Regions from separate parts of the Mus musculus genome. Here region 1 is linked to region 2. The links are chromatin contacts, found by Hi-C in ENCODE. All regions are on one chromosome and are shown on one strand. The core of a region is the stretch at or near the end of the contact, and the rest is flanking DNA. Distances in the headings are between cores, read along the strand shown. Region 1 overlaps Ptprn2 (protein tyrosine phosphatase, receptor type, N polypeptide 2). Region 2 overlaps Ptprn2 (protein tyrosine phosphatase, receptor type, N polypeptide 2).

Evidence for each region. Hi-C counts contacts between places; a loop is a spot of excess contacts on that map.
Region 1: a loop to region 2 is called in a map of regulatory T cell, with 2.1 times the contacts of the local background. The contact joins two enhancer-like sites. A Hi-C loop is called at or near these places in 2 of 37 maps with a recorded cell type or tissue (T-helper 17 cell and regulatory T cell).

The regions. Positions count from the first base shown.
Region 1 is chr12:116,926,266-116,931,459 of GRCm38, forward strand. The region is part of intron 11 of Ptprn2 (protein tyrosine phosphatase, receptor type, N polypeptide 2); the gene reads left to right. Among named protein-coding and RNA genes, the nearest start is that of Gm31336, 170 kb to the left of the region's middle. Within about 2 kb of position 3,023, at least 1 of the 3 ENCODE cell types and tissues checked has a DNase peak (open chromatin) inside an H3K27ac peak, as active enhancers do.
Region 2 is chr12:116,776,692-116,782,233 of GRCm38, forward strand. All of the region lies in intron 3 of Ptprn2 (protein tyrosine phosphatase, receptor type, N polypeptide 2), which reads left to right. Among named protein-coding and RNA genes, the nearest start is that of Gm31336, 22 kb to the left of the region's middle. Within about 2 kb of position 3,852, at least 1 of the 3 ENCODE cell types and tissues checked has a DNase peak (open chromatin) inside an H3K27ac peak, as active enhancers do.

The sequences.
Region 1 (5,194 bases), core at 1,773-4,272, 150 kb after region 2:
GAAATCATGCATCCTACAGTGGCAGCCATGTGGGTCATCTTTCACCATTGTACATGGGTGTAGCTTTGACCTGGGAGCTTGGATCTATCTAGAGCTCCCCAAGTACTAATTAGGGATCTTTGACCTGATGGACAGGGGCCACCTTGGAAGCCTAGTGGATAATACCCATGTGCCAACTACCACTGTGCCCTGTCTACCATCTGTGGTATAGGTCAGAAAGACCTGAAGTCTCTGGCAGACTCTTCATGAGCAGATTTGAAAAGTACAGCAATAAGGTTCTATGATCTCTGGCTGTGGGTGTCCCAGCCACGGTACAGGTCCCAGTCCCATTTGATCATGATACAGAGACCCGATTCTGTCTCTAAAAACCTGTTTAACTTTGTAAGAATTGTGGGAATGAGGAATCACCTAGGTTTATGCATGCAAATCACCCAGATAATGATAAAATGATATTAACCTGCAATGAGTCATGGGAGAGTCTACAGCCTTTGGACAGACTATCCAAAGTCTATCAGACTTAGTTCTGCCGGGCTTCACCTCAAGTTTTGTTGGTATCCAGCTAAGGAATTAAGCTCCTGTCTGTCAGCTGATACATCTGGATGTCATCTTACATTGCATACCAGCCTCTCAAAGGAACCATGCCAACCAGGGTAGGCTGTCATCTCACAGATTTCATGGGCACACAGGTTTCATTGTCTCTGGCATTTTACTTATAAATTTATGTCTAGGGAAATAGCTCAGTAGCAGGGAGACCAATTCTGCACTGTTCCCTAAATAGACACTTACACCACATGAAACCATGAAATCTAAGTAATAATAAACACACAGAGCCTGCCGACCTCCTCCTGCCCTGCAGCCTAGCTTCCATCTAAATTGCTATCTGCAGCCAAGATGGGTCAGCGTGGAGGAGCTTGGCAAATGGAACTGAAAGAAAACTGCCTTGTTCAAATGCGGCATCCTTGAGCCTCCCATTACCTGCCAGTCACAGCTGCTACCTCCATCACAAAGAGAACAGAGTACAAAAATAAGACCCAGACAATGGGACCTGAAGAGAGGGGCAAATCCCACTCAGGCCTGAACGTCTGCTGTGTGAGCTAATCCCATGGCTGATCTGGCCTGCTCCTTCCCAGGGCCAGGTTTCTGATCCCGTGTCAATTACTACACAAAGCTGCCCTCCACGAGGCAGATCCTTTTAAGTATTTTAGTTTTTGTTCAATATTTTATATCTGCTTCTAACCCTCACTGCCAATATTTAGCTGATCCACTGAGCAGGAAATGTGTGTGTGTAGCTGCTTGAGGCTCCTAGTATTCACATGTGTCTGTGTAGTAGGGCTTTATCTCCTTTAAGAAATGTCATTTGTTCCCATAGACCTCTAGACAGATGAGACACCTGTCAACCCCATGTGTTCCAGGTAGGCTGTGGGGAGAGGTAGGGTGTGGGTAGGATCAGATGTACAGTGCCTCTGAGAATAGAAACCATCCTAGTACAGCATGCTGGTGAGTACCTCTAGCTGCAGTGTTTTGAACAGTGAGGATGGGTTTAGATACTAAATATACCTGGTACCACAGGGCAGGTGAGAATATGGTTAGTAGTGTTACCATTCTGTCTGGTTGTCTAGGAACTAGCTACGGAGCTGGCATCTACCTGCCTGTCCTGTGGGGTTCCCTAATAAGGGTCCAATAAGTTAGATAATCAGCCAGGACCTCCTCAGAACAGAGCTGCATTTTTTTAAATCGTGCCTCCCCCTATGACTGAGACGTGGGAACATGGGCCAAATTTTCCTTGGCACTTGGCACCACAACCCTCTGCTGATCCACTCTGAGAAGGAAGCCTGATTCTAAGTGTGGTGAACACTAAGACACTGCCAGAGTCCATGGGACGTTGTGGACCGACCCCATGCTTTAAGAAATCTTTGATTTGTAAGTTCTGGGTTGCTTTTAAATGCAAAATCTGTAACTTTTTAAGTTGTACTATACGGGGGGACAGTATCTGAGAACTAACACCCAAGGTTATCATCTGACCTCCACACATTACACATATACCCCACAGACATATATGCACATGCACACACATGAACATACAAGCACACAAAGAATTCAGATGCATACCTTTCACTGAAAACCCTTAAACTACGGATCACTGTGGAATGGGAATATCAAGTGGGATGCTTTGGGGTGGGGGCAGGAGTTGGGGGGAGGATTGCTGATCTCTTCATGGAGCTTCTCAGAATCAACTGAAAAGTGTGGTTTGCCTGTATGGACCAGTCAGCTGAGATGCCACAGCTGTGAGGTCTGGGTCACACACAGGCAGAAGGAAGTGAACTTTCTGAGCTCTAGCTCCTTCTGACACTTGTAGATATGTTCTCTGAGGTGGAACAGAGGTGAGGAAGCATCTCGCAATTGGAGCCAAAGCATGTTCTAACTTGTGGACACACAGAGGCTGGGTGTTCCAGTCCCAGGGCCCCTTTACCCAGGAGTCAGAGGAGGAGTTGGTGATTTTCTGGTGGTTAGCAGCTCAAGATGGGCAGTGGAAGGCAACTCTGTAGCTGTCTTTTCTAAGTTGTTTGACAGTTTACAAATAGTGTAACAGCTACGGTTCTGGTTCGTGGCCCCTGTGTATAGCCCAGTATGTTTGATGCAATAGACTTCTGTTTATCAGTCGTAAGGCACTAGAACAAAGTCCCAGAATGATTTTTCACAGAAGCTCATTAGGAGACCATGTCTATATCTGGGCCTGTTGCTGCATGCGATCCTTTTCCTACAGTGGAAAAGGAGGTGGCAGGCTGTGCCAGCATCACTGCTCCGAGGATCAAGGCTGCTGACGTTATGGCTGTGAATCTTCCCCCCCCCCCCCCCATGTTTCTGCACATAGCCCAACTGGTACCCAGCCTGGAACTCCAGGAAGTATGTTGGGTTCCTGACTGAGCAGTAAACGACTCTTCTAACCTGCCCTGTGTAGTTTAAGGGCAGCACCATATGCTTGGCTGTGCTATTCAAAGCCGGAATCCACCTTCACAGCCACAAGCTTCAAGGACTTCATGTCCTCCATTCAAGGAATCTCACAGAAACTGATGGAATGAAAGCAGGAGGTTCTGTCTGATTCCTTCTGAAAAGGAAACCAGAGTCTAGTCACAGAAGACCTTAAGGATGCCGTGAGCTCAGAGCGTGGGAAAACAGGACCGCAGGAAAGAGGCCACTTTGTTCACAGTCTGTTCCCGATGCTCTACGCTGAAGGCAATGGGTGCTGCTGTATGGGAAACCTTCCCTATGTAGGGGCCCCTTGGCAAGAAGAGTGAAAAATGAGTCTGTGAGAGAGCTATGGTAACTTCCCTCCATTTCTCTACACCTTTCAAGATCTGACAGGGACAGATCCGAGTGCCCAGAGCCGAGGTTGGTGGATTCTGGCCCACTAACATTCACTTTGTTAGTTACAGTTCTGATAGTCTTTCTGGGCTGTTACAAAATGTACAACCTGGGCACGTTCAGCTATAGGCCTTCATTCCCTCACAGCCTGGCACAGGAGGACTAGGCCATAGTGCATGCTAACCACCTGCTGCTACCTCTTGCCTTCGCTCATCATTACTGATATCTTCTGTGGCATCTCCTTCCTGATGCCTGCTGTGCCCTAACAAAGCAAATACAGGCATTTAAAATTCTAGAAACCAAAGGATGTCAGCAAATCAGAGAACTGTGGCAGATATGGGTGAGGCGATTTTTTATTTTTATTTTTTTGCTTGGGAGAAGCATGTCTGAAAAGAAGCACTTGGTATTGGCCAAGCAGTGGGAAAGAGGTCTGTAAATGTTCAAGGATTTTTCTTTATGCTTTTGAATCAATTTTTATTAAAATGGGACATTCTCATGTATTAATTAAGAAGAATAGGTTATAACGTAGCTTTGTGTGTTGGACCCAGCCTTGAACGTAGGTAACTTTGGTAGAATTAGAGATTTTTTTTTCTCCTTTTGCTTCTGAGTCTCTTCCATCGGTAGAAATTACTTACTAAACATTTAAAATTTCTGTATAACGATTATATTTAAAAACTAATAATAATATACATGCTTATAGCTAACTCTGACCTTGTTTATTGTTGGGATATTGAGGATTTTCAGAACAGAAATCCAAGAAGTGAGAATTGCGTCAGGGCAGTGGGGGAAAGCTAATTTCCCTTCAAGCCACCATTGTGTCAGCTGGTAGGGAAGCTTCCTTAAGAGCTATCCCTGGAAAAGAGGAGTGAAGAAGCTGAAGAAGGTGATGTCTATCTCTGCTGAACCAAGAGGGCAGCAAGGGGAAGGTTTACTGGGGGAATGAGTAGAAACCCCACCAAGCCTCCACTCACAGAGATCTGTGCTGACAGCATGCAGTTCTATGTGGCTTCCACCTACACAGCACAAAAATATCTGTGTTTGCTGTTCATACTTGGGTCCCTTTGTCTGTTTCTGCCATGATCTTTGATTTAGCCAAGTGGCTTTTGGATCTCATAAACCACATCAACAGTCACTATATCATGATGATTTTTACCCAGCAGTCCCAATTTATGTTTCTCTTTTTGTGTCCTTGTCTTCCATAAGTAGATGAGTATCATGTGACATTTAAGTAGAGCCGACTCCTAGACCTCAAGGGGACCAAGATCCTTAGATACTCAAACCCCTGGCACAAGACACTGCCATTTTCATAGAACCTTCTTGTCATCCTGTGTGTTTAGTTATACCAAATGCAATGCAAATACTCTGCAAATGGCCTAATTCTGTATAGCTTATGAAATTACAAGAGGAAGTCTGTACATGTTCAATACAGATGCATTTAAGAACAGCTGTTGTCGGATGGACCAGGCATGCAGGTGCTATGGTGTGGAATGCCACCCACATTTCTAATGTTGTCTAAAGGAAGCAGACTGGATGAAAGGCTGGTGTTGTCTTGAATAACAATACAAAGGACGCTAAGTGTGGAGCTGGCTGTTATACACCGTTGGGAGGGCAGAGCATCACTGGATACAACTTGGTCAACCCTTGCTAGGCAGAGAGATGGGTCCCAGCTCCAGGTGCCTCTGGAAGGAGGAGGCATGGTAAATGAACCTCTGAAATTAGTAGATAAGGAATTAACATATGGATGGTGACTTGGACTGGAGGCCTGTGAGGAGCAGTGTCCTGACTCCTGGAAGAGAAGGCTAAATAAAGTACAGAATTCTATGTGCGTGGG
Region 2 (5,542 bases), core at 2,602-5,101:
CATCGTGCCATCACATTCAGCCATGTTGTCATGGCGGGATCCTGAGCCAAGTCATTGCTCATTAGCTATTAGTGCTGGCTTCTGCATCACTGAGGAGATATCCACCAGTAGATCTCTGGTAAAAATAGGTCTCATTTGTGCTTCTCATCTGAGAACACCACATCGAGAGCCATTCTGAGAGTCCCAAGAAGCAGGCCCAGATGCAACCTGGGAACTTTGTCATGATCAGCATGCCAAAAAACAACTTGCATGGCCTAGTACATATGTTCTGTGAGGCAACATGAGCCCCTATATGAAGCCCCAGCTGGAGAGCAGTCATCTTGAGGTGAGAACTGGTCTCCTTTTTAAAGAGGCATATTTGGAGATAGAAACAGTTCCTGAGCCTTCTCTAACCTTGCCTGGAAAGGTTGTTTGGGCCTTTTCTCTTGCATACAGGTACCCAGGAAAAGGCCCTTTAGTTATATTCATCCGGAGAAAATTGGGTGTTTGAAGAAAGATGCTGTGATTCCCAGGGGTCTTGAACCTCTTTTTTCAGTGGCCAAACAGGGGAAGGAAGCAGATTTGATCTTTCATGATACAAATCCGGAGAGAAGTCAAGCAGGCCTCTTAAAAACTGGAGATTTTAGTCCCTGCAACTGCCTGAAGAACAGAGTTCTTAGCATGTTTTGCATTTGGCACTATCTGTGCTACTGAGGTTAAGGCATGTGACTGGTCCATTCAGCCCCGATTAGTTATCAACTGACTTGCTGTGAGCACATCTGAGATGTGGATGTGGTCCTGAGCCCTAAGAGCACTGGAGTGTCTCTTGTAGAGTGAGGATGGCCCTGGCATTTCCCTAGATGTGATCAGGGGGGCTGCAGGCGACTTTTGACAAGGGGGAGAGGAGACGATGCAGGTGAGATAGCCAAAGATTCCTGACAGGCACTCTGGGCACAGATTCTAAAGCGCAGATATATCTAGAAATGAGAAAGATGAAGACCACCCAGGTGGAGATACTGGATCTTTTCATTGCCATCGGGTTACACTCAGCCTCGAGTGCCAAAACCCACATACAATTTATACTCATTTAAAAAGTCAAACGTGGCCTCCTTAAATCACAGAAGGACAAAAGACTGCAGAAGAAAAAGAGAGTCACGATGTCGCAGACTAATGTGTCAATCAGTTCTGACTAGCATCCAGGACTGGCACCTGGGTGCTCTGCTTTCAAACTCTTGGGTACTCTCCTGTCAGTGGAGAAGGGGTTCATGAGTTCTACAGCTCTCATACAGAATCCTGGCAAGCTCAGGGGAAGGACTTGTCTCAACTGCCATTAACACCTTGATACTGCTTTCTCTTGCCTATGGCTCCTGGGGAGGAGGGTGGGTGTTCTATATTCCTAAGGTTGATGTCCTCACTGGCCTCCTGAACCTCCATGGAGTCAGTAACCATTGCTAAGCTGCTGATCCTGCAACCCACTTCGGGTAATCATTCTTTGTCTGGGAACATTTTCCCAATTAAGTAAACTTTACAATGCCACAAGGACCTCTTAAGTTGAATAACTTCCTGAGGGTTGGGTGGCAGTGGGGCAATAGGTAATGAATACATCATGATGGTTAGGTTTGGAGGTGAGCCTAGTCATTGCCCTTCTGCCCTTTAGCAGCTAAGCTGTGGAAAATACCAGAGGCAGAAGCAGGGGACAGGCATCAGCTGAGCTGGCCCAATTGGTCTGCAGGGCAGATTTCCCAGCATCTTATTAATGGCGACCTTTAAATGATGCTGCCACTCTTCAGAGCAATATGATCTTGCTTTCTTTTTGTCCAGCCAATGAGTGACAGGTTTTCAATCCAGCATATGTGAACCACATCTTTCCCTGGTGTCACAGTGCCCTTGGCGTTATTAAGCTGTCATGGATTCAATCTTTTAAAGAGGCAGACCCTTTGTCCGGCCCTGGCTATTATTGTGCCTTGCAGCTGTGTCCATACTAGGGCCACTTGTGCCAGGCTGCCTTTCAAGCCATCCTTCAGTCCTCTCACTAAGAGCTGCTCTCAGTCATTAACCTCAGCTTTTGGGGGTTCTTTTTGACAAGTGCCACTTTAGGATAGACACTATCCCAGGATGTGTGGATCCCAGCCTCCATTCCCAGCTGGCTTTGGCCACTGGGAGGCATTCTCTGAGTGCCTTCTGGTTTCTCATCTTCTTTATGTGGCACACCTTGGTTGAGTTTTTGCTTGGATGAGAGTGGGAGGCAGATGCCATAAGGACCAGAGTGGCCCACTGAAGCCATGGTAACTATAGCCACCCCACATGCCCAGAGGCTCCTTACTGTGGAGTCCAAGAGATGAATCATGTGGTAGTAACTGGGGTCTGAGCTCATTTTAGTCCCAAAGAGATAAGAGAATACCCTGTCCCCATAGTGGCTCTTTCTGTCCATGAATCTGCTGCAGTTCAGGATGCACTTGCCAAGGGGTTTGAGTGGAAATGAGGAGACCCTTAGTTGTACATTTTTCATCCATTTGATCTGTTTTTAGTATTTAAATTGTTTGAGCAATAAGTATATGTCAAATGAACTGGTAGTGGGGGTTGTAGTTCCTACCTATAAAACCTGGGCCTCAGCCAGTTGAAGTACCTGGCTCTTAGTAAAGCCCTCAGGGAGACTTAATCAGGTCTATGCCTGGGCTTGTCACCACAAACACCACAGGCTTTTGTTCCAGCTGCCTCAGGTTCTCACCCACGCTGTGCTAACAGAATGGAACTGGGGCAATTGTGTTCTTCACTCTTCCATTAACAGCATCCCATCTGAGACCCAGGCCTGTCCAGTACAATTTGTGGCATGCCCTCATGGGCTGTTCTGCCCAATTGTTTGAGCCCTGTCTGTCACTAGACACTGGGTGGACTCTTCAAGGGCTCTTCAAGAGGTTATCATCAGAGCTCATATTATCGACTTGCTACCCACCACTGCCTTTCTTCTCTGAGCCCCAGGCAGGCTAACCCACCCTGAGAATGAATATACACATTTGCTGCTGGGAGATATAGGCTGCCTCCATGCCCAATGGCATTGGAACTGTCTTAAGGTCAAGGCTACACCTATGCCTTTGGGCTACCACAGAAAGGGCACAGGTAGAAGGTAGAGGATTTCTATTTTCTTCTCCTTTAGTGCTGTTTCTGAAGTGTAGTGAGTGTGGAAGCTGAGATGCCTCTTGTGTATACTGCACAGAAGGCACATGAGCACCTCCCTGGTACACTAACACTTGTTGCCAATGGTGTCTGGAACCCGCCATTCCTTCTCAGCCCCTAAAGCTGGCTGATTCAGCTTTCAGCTGATTCAGCTGAAAATTCACCCATTGAAGAGAAGGAGAGGTATATACTTGCCCACTCTACAGATTCTGTATTTTGTGGTAGGACTTGGGGAGTCTCAGCCCAGAGGCATTGGTGTAAGTCTTGACCAGTGTTTGAGCTTCTCCTATTTGTTCTTTTGCTGACCCCTCACTCATTAATTTCTGTCCATCCTGTGTACATATACAGTGCTACATGACTTCAGTGGGCACGGCTAAGGGGCCCATCTGCCAGCTACATTTGCTGGGCTGATGATAGCCCTGGGGATATGGAGGCATGAGGTACATGTGCATGTCCTGAGTATCTGAGGATCACCCCTAGGTGCTTCCATCAGGAGGAATCAAGTGGGGTATAGATATAGTTCCCCGGAGACACCCTACTGAGAGTCCACGGTCCTGATTTCTCAGCAAGCTGCTGTGAGTCTGCTTACATAACACAAACCAGATATACCCTCTGCATTTAGAAAGAGAATCTTCAATCAGAGAAGAAGGATATTTGAAGTGAGGTGAGCCTGTGAGACTATTTCTGTTCCAAAGGTTTGCAGAGAAGAGGGTCCTATCCCTACACCAGGCAGCCTTGTCTGCTCTCAGCCTGAAGAGAGGATCCGTGGGTAGATAGACCTGGAACACTGACTTAACAGGGATGCTGGCTGTTATGTGGGGGATGGATGAGATTGTTCCCTAGCATAAACAAAGAACTGAGTAACTTGGAAGGATGGATGATCAAGATAAAGGCAGCTTTGGAATGGAGAAGACCTAAGTCTGGAAGTCAGCTAAATGGATGGAAACTGGCTTGGGCATTTTTATAGGGTCTGCCCATTTCCCCTTTTCCCTATGGGTCCTGCCAGCTACACTTGCTGGGCTGATGATAGCCCTGGGGATGTGGAGGCATGAGGTGCATGCACTTGCTCTGAGTATCTGAGGATCACCCCTAACCTGAAAGGTGGTGCTTCCATCAGGAGGAATTAAGTGGGGTATAGATATGTTCCCCGGAGACACCCTACTGAGAGTCCACGGTCCTGATTTCTCAGCAAGCCCTACTTCTTTCCCATCCTGTCTATGTGCAATGTGTAATGTCTTCTGGAAAAAGGTAGTGGTCATCTCAACGAACTTGCTTTCCTTGTCTGTCTACATCCCTTTAGCTCATTGAGGATGCCAGTGCCTTCAGAAAGGGACAGGAGAGTTCTTTGAGAGTGATATGGCTGGCAAGAGAACTTTAGTTGGAGGGTTTTCCACCAAGACTATGCCTGTAAGAGTCAGACCGTTCTCGGTTCACACTTGAAGACAGTCAGGAGCTTGGGTGAGGGGTAAGCTACCTGGAGACCCCATGTGTTCCATTTTTCCCCAATTAACCAAGGGTCTGAGATTTGTTCAAGTTTCAAGGTAGACATGGAAAATGAAAATTTCTTGGGTAGGCCTAGAAAGAGTTGTCTGTACCATCCCCACTCTGCCTTGCTCTTACCCTGGGGTGGGGCCTGCTGAGGACTAGAATGAGTCAACCTATCACTTAGTTTCAGGCATTACTGCCTGGGACTGTATCCTCTTGCAGACAGTTATAGAAATGCTATGACCCCGTTTGTTCTGGTGACCAGTATTGTTCCTAGCTACAGTTATGTGGCCTTCTCAAGGTGCACTTTTCACAGTGTAAGGGACAGGGCTACCTCTACCACTATTGCTCTTCTTTGAGTTCTTAGTAGTGCCAGGGCCTTTTAAACATGCAGCTTGGTCCAAAGTCAAGCTGTGCTTATCTCAGAAAATCTGCTCTGAATGAGCATGCCTATGAGGATGTTAGCCTCACTGTGAGCTCTAGAGAGTGTAGAAGGTTGGTCAGTGCTTTTTGGGGTATATTGAAAACACTCACACTGGACTCCAGAATCAGTGCCTTCACCCAAAATTGACTTCTTTAGGAGCTGTCAGGAAAGGGGAAAGGTCATATCCAGGCACCTTGGCAGCTTCTGTTAATTATGGTCTGTGAATGGATGATTCAACGTATGCTACTGTCAAAATATCTATAAGGTAAAAAGTTCTTGATACAATTTGAAGTATGTGCTGAGGATACAATCTTGCAGAAACAGATATGAAACCATTTGTAGGTTAGCATGGATTTGAAAAGGCAGCCCAGTGTGGTGTCAGCTAAAATATTCCAGTGCTCTAATTTCCTTTTTTATGTTTAGTGAGTCTGATGGTGGCTCTGATGAGCCCCTGCACCTACAGAGACAGGCGTTTACTGT